2 separate regions of the Homo sapiens genome follow, and region 1 is linked to region 2. Evidence: read pairs that join two places in POLR2A ChIA-PET (ENCODE). Cell type or tissue: K562. All regions are shown on one strand. Each heading gives the region's core, and the rest is flanking DNA. Links, peaks and the distances in the headings are about the cores only.

What was found. Peaks named below come from ENCODE experiments on the same cell type or tissue, not always from the same donor. Only the 100,000 strongest peaks of a DNase experiment are listed, where the experiment ranks them.
Region 1: POLR2A ChIA-PET joins it to region 2 with 5 read pairs; 2 of 35 experiments call an interaction of 5 or more read pairs at or near these places.

The regions. Positions count from the first base shown.
Region 1 is chr19:50,491,878-50,498,361 of GRCh38, forward strand. No RefSeq gene overlaps it. Among named protein-coding and RNA genes, the nearest start is that of MYREM, 6.2 kb to the left of the region's middle. RefSeq lists enhancers at 229-288, 329-408. In K562, for the core only: no CTCF peak of the experiment used is centred there; a DNase peak (open chromatin) is centred at 514; H3K27me3 peaks cover 302 bases.
Region 2 is chr19:50,263,266-50,271,563 of GRCh38, forward strand. It overlaps MYH14 (myosin heavy chain 14), which reads left to right. Exons shown (of 43, transcript NM_001145809.2): 22 at 47-155; 23 at 3,612-3,743; 24 at 4,896-5,102; 25 at 8,144-8,281. Among named protein-coding and RNA genes, the nearest start is that of KCNC3, 62 kb to the right of the region's middle. In K562, for the core only: no CTCF peak of the experiment used is centred there; DNase peaks (open chromatin) are centred at 3,786 and 6,576.

The sequences.
Region 1 (6,484 bases), core at 1-5,000, 230 kb after region 2:
ACAGTGAGAGAAACAGACAAAATGATGGCGAGAGAGTGAGAAAGAAAGAGACAGCGAGAGAAACAGAGACAATGATGGCAAGAGAGTGAGAGAGACAGAGCGAGAGAGACAGAGACGGACTGAGAAAATGAGACAGAGACAGCGAGAGATGGGAGAGACAGGGAGAGAGAGAGAGAGAGAGAGAGAGAGAGAGAGAGAGAGAGAAGCGCCAAAGAGAAGCCACCAGGAGCGTGTGGAGGGGAAGCCAGGTGGAACTCACTGAAGGTGCAGGGAGAGGAAGGGGAGGCAGGAGTGAGAGGAAAGAGGAGAGGCAAATCCAAGGGACAGAAACTGGAGGCAAAGGAGGCAGAGGAGGGAGGGAGACCAAGGGCACAGGCCCTAACCACAGTGCTGCCCCTTGTCCCCGGCCCCCTTGTCTCCTTCTGACACAGTCGGTTGCTGTGGACGGGCACAGTGAGACTGGGGCCCCATCAGCGCCTCCTCTGGGGGTTGGGTACAGACGATGAGGAAATGACAGGGCGGGGATGAGGAGGAGGACCTAGCGCAGGGGAAGGAGAGGGCAGAAGACAGTGGGGGGTGGCAGTCTGGAGGACAAGGGAGAAGATTCCAGAAAGGCTGAGAGCCACAAGGTGGACAATCAGGAAAAGGTGGGGCTGGGTGGAAGCGTGTGGAGGACTGGAATATCGCCCAAGGGAGGAGCAGTGTGTGCAAGACCTAGAGAGGAGGAAACACTGAGGATCCAGCCGAAGAGAGGACACACAGGGACAGGGACAGCCTGTGTGTGTGTGTGTTATGGATAGGGGGAGGAGGAGGGGGGAGAGGAAAGAGGAGGAGGAGAAGGAAGAAGGAGGAAGAGGAAAGAGGAGGAAGGGGGAGGAGGAGGAAAGGGGGAGGAGGGGTGAGGAGGAGGAGGAAAGAGGAGGAGGAAAGAGGAAGGAGGAGGAGGGAGGAAGAAGAGGAAAGAGGGAGAGGAGGAGGAAAGGGGGAGGAGGGGTGAGGAGGAGGAGGGAGGAGGAAGAGGAAAGAGGGAAAGGAGGAGGAAGGAGGAGGGAGTAAGAGGAAGGAGGAAGAAGGAGAAGGAAAGATGAGGAAGGAGGAAAGAGGAGGAGGTGGAGTAAGAGGGAGGAGGAGGTTGCGGTGAGCTGAGATCGCTCCATTGCACTCCAGCCTGGGCGACAGAGCGAGTCCCCATCTCAAAAAAAAAAAAAAAAAAAAAAAAAGGGAATTTGGGGGCATGCAGAGACAGGAACAGAGTGGGAGCAGGGGTTGGGGGAGAGATTCAGAGAATGGGAGAGAGGAGAGGGCGAGAGAGACAGAGGAAGGGGGTCACAGAGGAGAGGTAGAAGGAGAATGGGGAGGGGCAAATCCTCTTTCCCGCCCGAGCCTCAGTTTCCTCATCTGCTCCCTCAGGTGGTGAGGAGTCCAGGGACCACCCGCCAAGTGTCTGCAGGGCAGGAAGGCCTGCGGAGGGGAGAGGGAGGTGGAGGAAGGAGGCTCAGGCTTGAATCCAGTGTGGTGACTGGCAGCAGAAGCGTCCCCTCCATGGGCACGGGCTGCCTCTCAGGCTCAGATTCTAGAGTGTTCCTTCCTAGAGTCCCTCCAGGCCTCCTTCAGCCTCCCCCACCCCACCCTGACCTGGGAGGGAGTAGCCATTGTCGTCCACATATTTTTCCAAGGGAGAAATCAGGCTGCAGCCCACATCCTCCTTCCTCCTCCTCTTTCCTGCAGCCCCGCACGGTGTAGCTGGCCACCCCTTCTAGGGCTGTGGCGGCTGAGGGGAAAGGAAGGGGCTAAAGAGAGTCGCCTTGGTACACAGTTGGCGCTCAATTGGTGCCCTTCCCCTTTCCTAGGGGAGAGCACAGAGAGTAGGAAGGCAGAGAGAGGAAGAGAAAGGGGGAATCGAGGGTGAGAAGGGGAGGCTGTATCTATAAAAAGCCTGGCACACAGTCGGTGCTCAATAACTGCCCAGGCCCTTCAGGACCACATGAAAAGGGAGAAGAAGAAAGTCCCGCAGAGCAAAAGCAGAAGGAGAGGCAGCCTAAAGAGAGGGACATAGAGCCAGGCACGGTGGCTCACGCCTGTAATCCCAGCACTTTGGGAGGCCTAGGCAGGTGGATTGCCTGAGCTCAGGAGTTCGAGACCAGCTTGGGCAACACGGTGAAACCCCGTCTCTACTAAAATACAAAAAATTAGCCGAGCATGTTGGTGGGTGCCTGTAATCCCAGCTACTCAGGAGGCTGAGACAGGAGAATCGCTTGAACCCGGGAGGCAGAGGTTGCAGTGAGCTCAGATTGCCCCCCTGCACTCCAGCCTGGGCGACAGAGCAAGACTCCATCTCAAAAAAAAAAAAAAAAAAAGAGAGAGAGGCACGGGTGGAAAGTGTGAAGCAGACCAGTAGGTGTTTGTTAAGTGTTATTTCTTTTCCCCAAGAGACAGGAGAAAGTAAAGGAGGAGTGAGGAGAGGAGGAAGAGGAGGAAGAGAAGGAGGAAGAGGAGGAGGAAGGAGAAGAGGAGGAAGAGAGGAGGAGGAGGAGGAGGAGGAGGAAACTCCAGCAGAGAGAATAGAAGAGACTGTTGTGTGGGAAGGAGACAATATATGTAAAGTGACTAATACACAGTGGGTGCCTAATAAATGCCCATTCTCCTCCCTGGCAGCAAGCACAGAGAAAGCAGCCAGGAGGAAGGGAGCAAGCGGAGAGAAGGAGAAAAGGAGAGAAGGGAGAACAGAGCCTGTGAGGCAAGCAGACAGTGTAGATGAAGCGGCAGCATACAGTAGGCACTCAATACATGCCTATTTCCTCCCTCAGGAAAGAGCTGGCAGGGCAGAGAGGAGGGGGAGAAGCTGGTGGAGAGAAGGAGGCAGGGAGAAGAGAGGAAATGAGAACAAGTACACTGGTGAGGTGGTGGGCACACAGGAGGCACTCAATAAATGCACATTGTCGTCCTTGGAGGAGCAAGAGAACAAGACAGAAATGAAGGCACAGACAGGAATGAGAGGAAAAGGTTGGCCCAGGAGGCCTCCGTGGGGGTGGAGGAGCAGAGGGAGGAGGGATCAGTGAGAGGAGTGTGGCAGAGGAGAGGATACGCAGGGAGGGGGCATTGCAGGTAAACCATGGGGCACACAGGAGGCACTCAATAAACACCTGTACCCTTCCCCAGAAAAGGACCCAGAGAACAGCAAGGGGATAAGCTGGCAGAGCAAGAGGGGCAGCGAGAAAGAGGTAGGAGATGAGGAGGGATGTTAATTGCCTGGCATACAGTAGGTGCCCCATAATTGCTTGTCTTTGTCCCCGAGAAAGAGCCGATGGGACAGAAAGAAGTTAGAGATAAGGGAAGAAGGCGAAGTGAAGGGTTAGGGGAGAATAAGAAAACTGTCTGGCACACAATAGGTACTCAATAAATGCCCATTTTCTTCCCTGGCACAGAGCAGAAAGAAGCAGAGACTGGTGGAGTCAGTGGAGACTGAAGGGCAAGAGGAGAGGAGAGAAAGGACATAATTGCTTGCATACCAGAAGTGCTCAATAAATGTAGTCCTTGCCTTGGAAGAGGGCAGAGAGCTCAGAAACACAAGGAAAGGACAGAAGAGGGACCGGGGAGGAAGAGAGTGAGGAGAGAGGTATGTAAGGTGTTTAGTACACAGTAAGTGCTCAAAATGTGTCCACTCCCTCTGCCAGGAGAGAGCAGAAAGTCAGAAAGGAGAGGACACCAATAGAGAGGAAAGAAAGGGGCCAGGCGCCGTGGCTCATGTCTGTAATCCTAGCACTTTGAGAGGCAGAGGTGGGAGGATCGCTTGAGCCCAAGAGTTCGAGACCAGCCTGGCCAACGTAGAGAGACCCTGTCTCTACAAAAAATACAAAAATTAGGCTGGGTGCGGTGGCTCATTCCTGTAATTCCAGCACTTTGGGAGCCAAGGTGGGTGGATCACCTGAGGTCAGGAGTTGAAGACCAGCCTGACCAACATGGTGAAACCCCGTCTCTACTAAAAATACTTAAAAATTATCCAGGCGTGGTGGCGGGTGCCTGTAATCCCAGCTACTCGGGAGGCTGAGGCAGGAGAATCGCTTGAACCCAGGAGGTGGAGGTTGCAATGAGCTGAGATCACGCCATTGCACTCCAGCCTGGGCGGCAAGAGCAAAACTCCATCTCAAATAATAATAATAATACAAAAATTAGCCAGGAATGGTGGTGTGTGGAGTTCCAGCTACTTGGGAGGCTGGGGTGGGAGGACTGCTTGAGCCCAGGAAGTCGAGGCTGCAGTGAGCTGCGATTGTGTGCGCTCCAACCTGAGCGACGGAGTGAGACCCTGTCCTAGAAAGAAAAAAAGAAAGAAAGGAATGGGGGTGGGGGGAGGAAAGAAGGTAGCGAGAGAGGAGCCATGTTCCTCAACTCCTCGGCGCATAGCAGATGCTCAGTAGATGCCCGTTTCCTTCCCAGGAGAGACCAAGCAAATCAGAAAGAGAAAGGAACTGGGGCAGAAGGGACAGGAAAGCAAGAAGGATGGAAAGTGCAGACGCGGTTAGGGGAATTGCCTGCCAAGCATCAGGTGCTTAATAATTGCCCGTTTCTTCCATGGAAGGAGCCAGAGGCACAGGAGGAACAAGTAGAGGGCGCCGAGGACGGCACACCCGAGGCGGGCACACCCGAGGCGGGCACACCCGAGGACGGCACACCCGTGGCGGGAGACGGAGTGTGTGAGGAGAGGCGAGGAGGCATTTTGGGTGCATACAGCAGGTACTCCATAAATGCCTGTCCCCTTCCCCAGGCAGAGCAGAGAAAGCAGGCTGGGAGTAGGTGGAGACCCCAGGAAGGGAGGCCAGGGGAGAAGGAGAGTCTGAGGGTGGAGGCCGTGGGCCAGGCCCGCAGGAGGTGCACCTTCCCCAACCCAGCAGCCGCTGTGGCCGACCCTCCTCCGTGGCCCAGCCCACAGGCCTCCCCAGCTGGCTGGCTCCTCCGGAGCCCTGACAAGGGCCCATTGTCCTGGGCCTGGCACCGCCTGGCCTGGCCTGGCCTGGAGGGGGAGGGGAGGCTGTCCAGCCCTGACCGGCTCTTGTCCCCTGTGTCTGTTTGTGTGTATTGGAGTGGGGGCGCTGTCTGGTCTGTCTGTCTCTGAGTCTCTCTGTGTCTCCCTGTCTCTCACGTGCTGTGTCTCTGTGACCTGCTGTCTCTCTCATTTCTGAGCTTACGGCCCCCATCTTGTCTCTGTCTCGCTCTGTCTCTCTCTGTCTCTTTCCGTGCCTGTCTCTGGTTCTCTCTCTGCATCCATCTCTGTCTCTGGGAGGGAGGAGCCCCCACCCCCAGCTCCAGAATTCCCACCCCCTATACCCAGGATCAGGGCTGGGGGGCCGAGCTGAGAGGCAGAGGAGTGAGGAAGGAAAGAAGGAGGCGCAGAAGGGAGAGAGGTGAGGACAGAAACAGCTTTATTCAGCAGGGACCGCAGAGGCCCCGGAGGGCTTCGTCCAGGGAGCTGGGGAGAGAGGAGGAGTCAGAGACAGGAGAGACAGACAGAGATGGAGAGAAATGGGGGGAGAGACAGAGACAGAAATGGGGGTAGAGACAGAGACAGAGAGAAATGGTGGGAGAGAGGCAGAGAGAAGTGGGGGACAGTCAGAGATAGAAATGGGGAAGAGACAGAGATAGAAGTGGGGGAGAGGCAGAGACAGAGAGAAGTAGAGGAGAGACAGAGATAGAAGTGGGGGAGAGACAGAGAGAAGTGGGGGAGAGACAGAGACAGAGAAATGGGGGAGAGACAGAGATAGAGGAAGTGGAGGAGAGACAGAGAGAAGTGGGGGAGAGACAGAGACAGAGAGAAATGGAGAGACAGAGATAGAAGTGGGGGAGACAGAGACAGAGAAGTGGGGGAGAGACAGAGAGAAGTGGGGGAGAGACAGAGATAGTGGGGGAGACAGAGACAGAGAAGTGGGGGAGAGAGAGATAGAAATGGGGGAGAGACAGAAGTGGGAGAGAGACAGAGATAGAAATGGGGAGAGACAGAGACAGAGAGAAGTGGGGGAGAGACAGAGATAGAAATGGGGGAGAGAGACAGAGAGAAGTGGGGGACAGACAGAGGCAGAGAAGTGGGGGAGAGTCAGAAATAGAAATGGGGGAGAGACAGATAGAAATGGGGAGAGACAGAGAGAAGTGGGGAGAGACAGAGAGAGAAATGGGGGAGAGACAGAGATAGAAGTGGGGGAGAAACAGAGACAGAGAGAAGTGGGGGAGAGAGAGACAGAGAAGTGGGGGAGAGTCAGAGATAGAAGTGGGGGAGAGACAGAGAAGTGGGGGAGAGGCAGAGAAAGAAGTGGAGGAGAGGCAGAGACAGAAGATGGGGAGAGACAGAGATAGAAGAAGACAGAGAGAAAGAGACACAGAGATACAAAGCCAGGGAGAGACAGAGAGATGGGGAGAAAAGGGAGAGTAAGAAAGAGAAACAGGGGGTGCTGAGGGAGACTGAGAGAAAGTTGGGGGGAGGAGACAGAGACACAGA
Region 2 (8,298 bases), core at 1,885-6,884:
GCGCCTGGAGGCTCCCACTCTGCCCCTCACCCATTTCCCCACCCAGGGCCTTCCAGAAGCGCCAGCAGCAGCAGAGCGCCCTGAGGGTGATGCAGCGGAACTGCGCGGCCTACCTCAAGCTGAGACACTGGCAGTGGTGGCGGCTGTTTACCAAGGTGAGGGCAGCCTGGGGAGGTGGCCCCAGTAGGGAGAGGATAGGGCCTTGGGGCTTGGTCTGCTTGACAAGTGACTTCCTCCATGTGGGCCTCAGTTTTCTGCATCACTAAAATGGGGCCAGTCGGCCCAGGCTTTGCTAGCTGGGATTCTTTAGTTAGCAAGCAACAAGAAAAATCTGACTCGAACCAACATGGATCAAAGATTCAAGACAATGTGGGCTGCACCTGGATCCAGGGGTCCCCAAGACTTCTGTTCAAGGATTTGCTGGAAGGACTCACAGAACTTAGAAAAGCTGCTGTACTCACAGCTACAGTTTATCACAATACAAAGATACAGATTGAAAACAGCAAAGGTGCTGGGTGCTGTGGCTCACACCTGTAATCCCAGCAGTGTGAGAGGCCGAGGCGGGCGGATCACTTGAGATCAGGAGTTCGAGACCAGCCTGGCCAATATGGGGAAATCCTGTCTCTACTAAAGATACAAAAATTAGCTGGGCATGGTGGCAGGTGCCTGTAGTCCCAGCTACTTGGGAGGCTGAGGCAGGAGAATCACTCAAACCTAGGAGGTGGAGGTTGCAGTGAGCCAAGATAGTGTCACTACATGTAGCCTGGGCAATACAGCAAAACTCTGTCTCAAAAAAAAAAAAAAAAAAAAAGAGCAAAGGTTAAAAAAAAAAAAAAAGTACATAAGTGTCTCGGAGAGACCAAGCATGAGCCTACAGCTGCTCTCTCCCAGTGAAGTTCTGTGGACAACACTTAGCTGTTCCCAGCAATGAAGTATGATAATATGCACGGAGTATTGCCAACCAGGGAAGCTCACCTGAGCCTTGATGTCCAGCGTTTTTCCTGGGGCTGGTCACACAGGCATGGACAAGGTCACACACATGGTGACCTCAGTTACTCAGTCTCCAGCCCCTCCAGAGTCAAACTGATGCCATGTGGCCCAGGGCCCCCACCACAGATCCCATCGTTAGCATAGACTATCCAGGGTGGCCCAAGGCCCCAGGTAAACCAAGACACTCTTATCAGATGGGACATTCTAAGGACTTAGAGGTAACCTCCCAGGAGCCCATCAAGGGCCAGACTTTTCTTAGGAATGTGTGGGGTTTGGACAACCCAGGTCTGCTGAGTTAACCCTTTACTGCACAAGGGTCCAAACAGTGACGTCAGTATGCAGTGTTCTGCGTCTCCCGCTTGGCTTTCCTCCGTGATGATCACCAACAGAGGCTTTCCACACAGGGGCCACCAGCAGATGGAGTCTTGCCCCTAACAACCTTGGCCAGCCTGGTCTCTCTTATCATAGAGCTCCAGCCAGATTCCCAGGTTTCATGCTCATTGGCCCAGCTGGAGTCATGTGACCATCCCAGAGCCAGTTAGTAGGGATCAGATGAGCCAGGCTGGCATCACATGCCTACCCAAAGCAGAGGGTGCCAAGCCAGGTCGCCATGCACCATGGAGCTCAGGGACTAGGTGTTCCCCCAGGGGGAAATTGGAAAGGAATGAGAAGGATGGAGGTTTTGGGGGCAGTAATGTAATTCTGAATACGATGTCTGAGAGATCAGCCTGCATTCCCTTGGTCAGTGTTAACTGAGCACCTACTATGTGCCCAGAACTTTTATAGAGGCTGGGGTAAATGGTGATTAAAAAGAGACAAGGTCCTGCCACCATGGAGCTCACAGTCTGGGACAAGAGTTGCTGCACTGCGGCCTGTGGGCCAGATGGCTGTTTTTGCAAAAGCCCTTTCGTTAGCATGGTGTCTGCAGCTGCATCTGAGCTACAGCAGCTGAGTGGAGTAGGTAAACAGCCAGAAGCTGAGGTTAGGGGCTCACACCTGTAATCCCAGCACTTCGGGAGGCCAAGGCAGGAGCATCACTTGAGCCCAAGAGTTCAAGACCAGCCTGGGCAACAAAGTGAGACCCTCATCTCTACAAAAAAAAAAAAAACAAAAACAAAAACTGGGTGTAGTGGTGCACACCTGTAGTCCCAGCTACTTGGGACGAAGGATTGCTTAAGCCCAGGAGTATGAGGCTACAGTAAGCCATGATCGCATCACTGCACTACAGCTTGGGTGACAAGAGTGAGACCCTGTCTTGAAAAAATAAATCAAAATTAAAAACTGGCCAGGCACGGAGGCGTATGCCTGTAATCCCAGCAGTTTGGGAGGCTGAGGCAGGTGGATCACTTCAGGTCAGGGGTTTGAGCCCAGCCTGGCCAATATGATGGAACCCTGTCACTACTAAAAATACAAAAATTAGCTGGATGTGGTGTCAGGCACCTGTAATCCCAGCTACTCAGGAGGCTGAGGCAGGTGAATCGCTTGAACTTGGAAGGTGAAGGTTGCAGTGAGCCAAGATCGCACCACTGCACTCCAGCCTGGGTGACAGAGTGAGACTCTGTCTCAAAATAAATAAATAAATAAAAATAAAAATTAATAATAAATAAAAAACAGCCAGGGTGGCCTGTAAAATCTCAAATATTTCCTGCCTGGCCCTTGAAGAAAAAGTTTGCCTACCTTAGGTGTTGGGGGTTGGGGTCAAGTAGGATTTGATTGGCATCATTTGAGAAATGTGAATGATACCTGCGAAAGATGCAAGGAGTCGGGGCAGAAAAGGAGAGAATAGAAGGGATACAGAATTGGGTGGAGAGGAAAAGAATCAAGTAGACTTGTGTAGAACGGAGTAGAATATGATTGAACAGAAATTATCAGAGCAGATCTCACTTAGCAAGGGCGACGAGGTTTTGTGAAATTTTTGTTTCAGTTCTGTGTGTACCTCTGTCACTGCAGCCTGAATCATGCCATGTAAAGCTCATCTCTCACTAAGGACCTTGGACTAACAGGCTTAAGAAACACTGGCCTTTGGCCAGGCATGGTGGCTCATGCCTATATCCCAACACTTTGGGAGGCTGAGGTGGGTGGATTACTTGAGGCCGGGAGTTGGAGACCAGCCTGGCCAACATAGCGAAACCCTCTCTACTGAAAGCACAAAAATTAGCCGGACGTGGTGGCATACGCCTGTAATCCCAGCTACTCGGGAGGCTGAGGCAGGAGAATCGCTTGAACCTGGGAGGCAGAGGTTGCAGTGAGCCGAGATCCCACCACTGCACTCCAGCCTGGGCGAGAGAGCAAGACTCTGTCGAAAGGAAGGAAGGAAGGGAGGAAAAAAGGAAGGAAGGAAGGACTGTTCCACAGAATAGCAGCAGCCACAGTACACAGTGTCTCTTGGATGTGGAAGGATCCTTTAGCCAGAGAGATTAGATAGATCAATAGTGTATTTAGTGGTGCTTGCCTGTACCTGTCAGTGTTCTAGGCCTGTGACCAGGGACTGTTGCCAAGGCGGGGACACACAGCTAATAGGTGGAGGAGAAGGGATTTGAACCCAGAAACTCAAACCCCACTAAGAGTGTGAGGTCTTGGCGCCTGAAGTCAGCCATTCCACCCCTTTCACCTCCACCTAGGTGAAGCCACTGCTGCAGGTGACGCGGCAGGATGAGGTGCTGCAGGCACGGGCCCAGGAGCTGCAGAAAGTGCAGGAGCTACAGCAGCAGAGCGCCCGCGAAGTTGGGGAGCTCCAGGGCCGAGTGGCACAGGTGAGGGGGCGGGGGCAGGGCGTGGGGGCGTGTCTTCGGGGTGGGGCTGTGTCGCATGGGTGGAGCCAGGTGTGAGGGGCGGGGCTTCCGGCTGAGCCAGCCTGTGCCCAGGCAGGGCTGTCGGGAGGATGGGAGCAAAGCTAAGGTGTACTGAGGCCGGGCGGGGATTGGGGCTGTTTAGTTTGGTTGAGTCGTGACGTACAGGGAGCAGGGCCCTGGGGGTGTAGCCAGGGTATGGGCCGGGTAGGGGTGGGGTGGGAGAGTCCTGCAGAGCCAGAATGGAGCTGGGCTGTAGGATCTGGGGGCAGGGGCCTCAGCTGTGGCCGGGCTATGGTATGCAGGTGGCGAACTTATAACTGTTTCCAGTATTTCAGCTATCTTAAAATAATGCTAGAACATTTGGGAGGCTGACGCGGGCAGATCACCTGAGGTCAGGAGTTCAAGACCACTCTGGCCAACATGGTGAAACCCCGTCTCTACTAAAAATGCAAAAATTAGCCGGGTGTGATGGCGCACGCCTGTAATCCCAGCTACTCTGGGAGGTGGAGGTTGCAGTGAGCCGAGATGGCGCCACCGCACTCCAGCCTGGTCGGCAGAGTGAGACTCTGTCTCAAAAATAATAATAATAATAATAATAATGCTAGAACAAACCCCTTCTTGAGCATTTTTCTGTTTGCCTTTTCTGCATTATTTCCTGTGGTTACATTTTAGGTATGAAATGTATTAAATGAAATGTGAGGTAGTAGAAAGACCCCTCGGGGGTTATTTGAAGGATGGACTGGAAGGGGAAAGGCTAGAGTCTGGGAGGCTGGGGAGGAGGCTGGAGAGAGACAGGTGAGAGAAGGAAAGACCTGAGCCTGTTGGGGCTGTAGGGACAGAGAGGAGGGGCCAGAGAGAGCAGGGGTGCAGACTGATGGCTGTGAGAGGTGAGGGAGGGCATCCCCAGGATTCTGACTTAGTGATTAGGGGGATGTGGGCTCATCCTGAGATGGGGACCTGAGGGGGAGGAGGTGGGGACACCGTGTCCTCCTGCCCCTCAGTCCTGCCCTGGAGAACTTAAAGGCCAAAGCAAGTTACAAGGCAGTAGGCACCCAGTGCAGGTTGCCCTGGGAGCACTGCCTGCTGACCACTAACCTCCCACACACTCCCCAGCTGGAAGAGGAGCGCGCCCGCCTGGCAGAGCAATTGCGAGCAGAGGCAGAACTGTGTGCAGAGGCCGAGGAGACGCGGGGGAGGCTGGCAGCCCGCAAGCAGGAGCTGGAGCTGGTGGTGTCAGAGCTGGAGGCTCGCGTGGGCGAGGAGGAGGAGTGCAGCCGTCAAATGCAAACCGAGAAGAAGAGGCTGCAGCAGCACATACAGGTCTGGCCCCTTGCATGCCCACCAGGCCACCCTCCAGACCCCTCTGTCTACACCATCCACCTTTGCTTCTACAAACCGTGTGTCTTTGGGCCATGAATTTGTAGAAAACTCAGTTCTAAGTGAATTTGCAAAAAGAATACATTTTTGATTCAGATCGCGGGAGACCTTAAAATGTGTGAGCTTCACCTATGGATGGATCCAGGCATCCAAGTGATATGTTCAGCTTCAGGCCTGGCTGGATCCAGGTGTCTGAGTGATTTCCTCAGCTTCAGGCATGGCTGGATGCAGGAATCCAAGTGATATCCTCAGCTTCAGGCATGGCTGGATCCAGGCGCCTAAGTGATGTCCTCAGCTTCAGGCATGGCTGGATCCAGGCATCCAAGTGATATCCTCAGCTTCAGGCATGGCTGGATCCAGGTGCCCAAGTGATGTCCTTAGCTTCAGGCATGGCTGGATCCAGGCATTCAGGCAATGTTCTCAGTACTCCCCCTCTCTCCGTCTCCTGGCTGCATTCACGGGCAGGCTGCCCTCATGGTTCCCCTTCAAAATCTAGTGTGTATTTTACACTACAGCACATCTCAATTCAGATGCTAAATTTTCATTGGAAATACTTGATCTGTATTTCTATTTCATAATTTCTGCAGTTTATAAAAACTAGATTCACATGGCCAAGTTGTTCCAAACATGCTTAAAAGCTTTTCAGTGATTGGGTGTCTGGTTTTAAATTTAAAATAAATAAAATTAAATAAGACAGAAAATTTAGTTCATCAGTCCACATCAGCCACATTTCAAAAGCTCAGTAATGTTTTTTTGTTTTTTGTTTTTTTGAGTCAGAGTCTTGCTCTGTCGCCCAGGCTGGAGTGCAGTGGCACCATCTCAGCTCACTGCAACCTCCGTCTCCCGGGCTCAAGCAATTCTCCTGCCTCAGCCTCTACAGCAGTATCTGGGATTACAGGTGTGTGCCACCATGCCCAGCTAATGTTTTTTTATTTTTAGTAGAGACAGGGTTTCAGTATGTTGGCCAGGCTGGTCTCGAACTCCTGACCTCAGGTGATCCGCCCACCTCAGCCTTCCAAGGTGCTGGGATTACAGGCGTGAGCCACCATGCCCGGCCCAGTAGTGTTTTAATCAACTTCTCTTGATCCCTTTGGTGAGGGAGGGACCCTACCCTAGGTTTATGGGGATGGCTGAGCACACAGCACTGGGCACCAGACAGGTGAGGGGGGCCGACATCACACCACAGACGGCCACATGGATGTTGCCCTCAAGAGCAGAGTGAACAAGCAGGGGCTGTGGGAAACAGGCTTTGTCACAACAACAGGTGGAGGTGACCCCTGGGTGCCGTGGGAAAATGTGTTTGGTTTGTTTCAGTAATTCCATGGGCTGGCAGGGAGCTGGAATGTGCTTCTCAGGGATAAGCAGGCACTGTGCCTGGTCCCCAGGATAAGGAGGGTCCCCAGATAAGGCTGGGGGACCTTATCTATGGGAGCAGAGGGAGTAGGAGGACTTCTGTTTAGGCCATTTGAGGCCCCTGCTACTTTTAGCAAATGTCAAGGCAGCACATAAAATTGAGTCTTGGCTAGGTGCAGTGGCTCAATGTGTAATCCCGGCACTTTGGGAGGATCTCTTAAGCCCAGAGGTTCAAGACCAGCCTAGGCAATGAAGTGAAACCCTTTCTCTACAAAAACAAAAACACAAAAATTAGCCAGGCATGGTGTCACACACCTGTGGTGTTGTCACACTACCCACGAGGCCTGAGGTGGGAGGATCACCTGAGCCCAGGAGGTCAAGGCTGCAGTGAGCTGTGATGGCACCACTGCACTCCAGCCTGGATGACAGAGTGAGACCTTTCTCAAACAGAATAAAATAGGCTGGGCGCAATGGCTCACTCCTGTAATCCCAATACTTTGGGAGGCCGAGGTTGGTGGATCACCTGAAGTTAGGAGTTCAAGGCCAGTCTGGCCAACATGGTGAAACCCCATCTCTACTAAAAATACAAAAAATTAGCCAGGTGTGGTAGCGGGTGCCTGTAATCCCAGCTACTCGAGAGGCTGAGGCAGGAAAGTCACTTGAACCCCGGGAGGTGGAGATTGCAGTGAGCCAAGACTGCACCATTGCACTCCAGCCTGGGCAACAAGAGCAAAACTCCGTCTCAAAAAAAAAAAAAAAAGAAAAGAAAAAAATTTAAACAGAATAAAATAAAATAAATTCAAAAAATAAAATTGAGTCTTGATTTCCAGTGTGCCCAATGACTGTCATGTTGGCAGTACCCATTTCTATAATTTGTGTATTTACTATGTTTATTTTATTTTTAAAATTATTTATTATTTATTTATTTTTTTTTTGAGACAGAGTCTCACTCTGTTGCCCAGGCTGGAGTGCAGTGGCGCGATTTCAGCTCACTGCAAGCTCTGCCTCCTGGGTTCACGCCATTCTCCTGCCTCAGCCTCCAGAGTAGCTGGGACTACAGGCACCCGCCACCACGCCCGGCTAATTTTTTGTATTTTTAGTAGAGATGGGGTTTCACCGTGTTAGCCAGGATGGTCTCGATCTGCTGACCTCGTGATCCGCCTGCCTTGGCCTCCCAAAGTCCTGGGATTACAGGCGTGAGCCACTGCGCCTGACCTATTTACTATGTTTATAGTTTATAATCTGTACCCCTAACCCCCACACAAGAATGTGATTTCCACAAGGATAGGTGTTCCTTTTTTTTTTCAGAGGCAAGATCTCGCTCTGTTACCCAGACTTCAGTGCAGTGGTGCGGTCATCTCTCACTGCAGAAGGACAGTCACTTTTACCCATCCTCAGTGCCTAGAACCGTGCCTGGCATACACTAGGCACTCAATAAATGCTTGTTGCGCTAATGAATGAAATGGGAAAGCCAATAAGAGTTTGATCCTTCCCGGCCTCACCCAGGGCATGGACATCTCTGAACCACAAGCCGCGGGGATCCGTGGGCCAGCCATCCCCGCTCCCATCCTTCCCCATCACACTCCATCTATTGGCCCAGTATCCTCACTCCTCCTGCCTTCCCACCCCAGGAGCTAGAGGCCCACCTTGAGGCTGAGGAGGGTGCGCGGCAGAAGCTGCAGCTGGAGAAGGTGACGACAGAGGCAAAAATGAAGAAATTTGAAGAGGACCTGCTGCTCCTGGAAGACCAGAATTCCAAGCTGAGCAAGGTTGGGGGCCTGAGGGC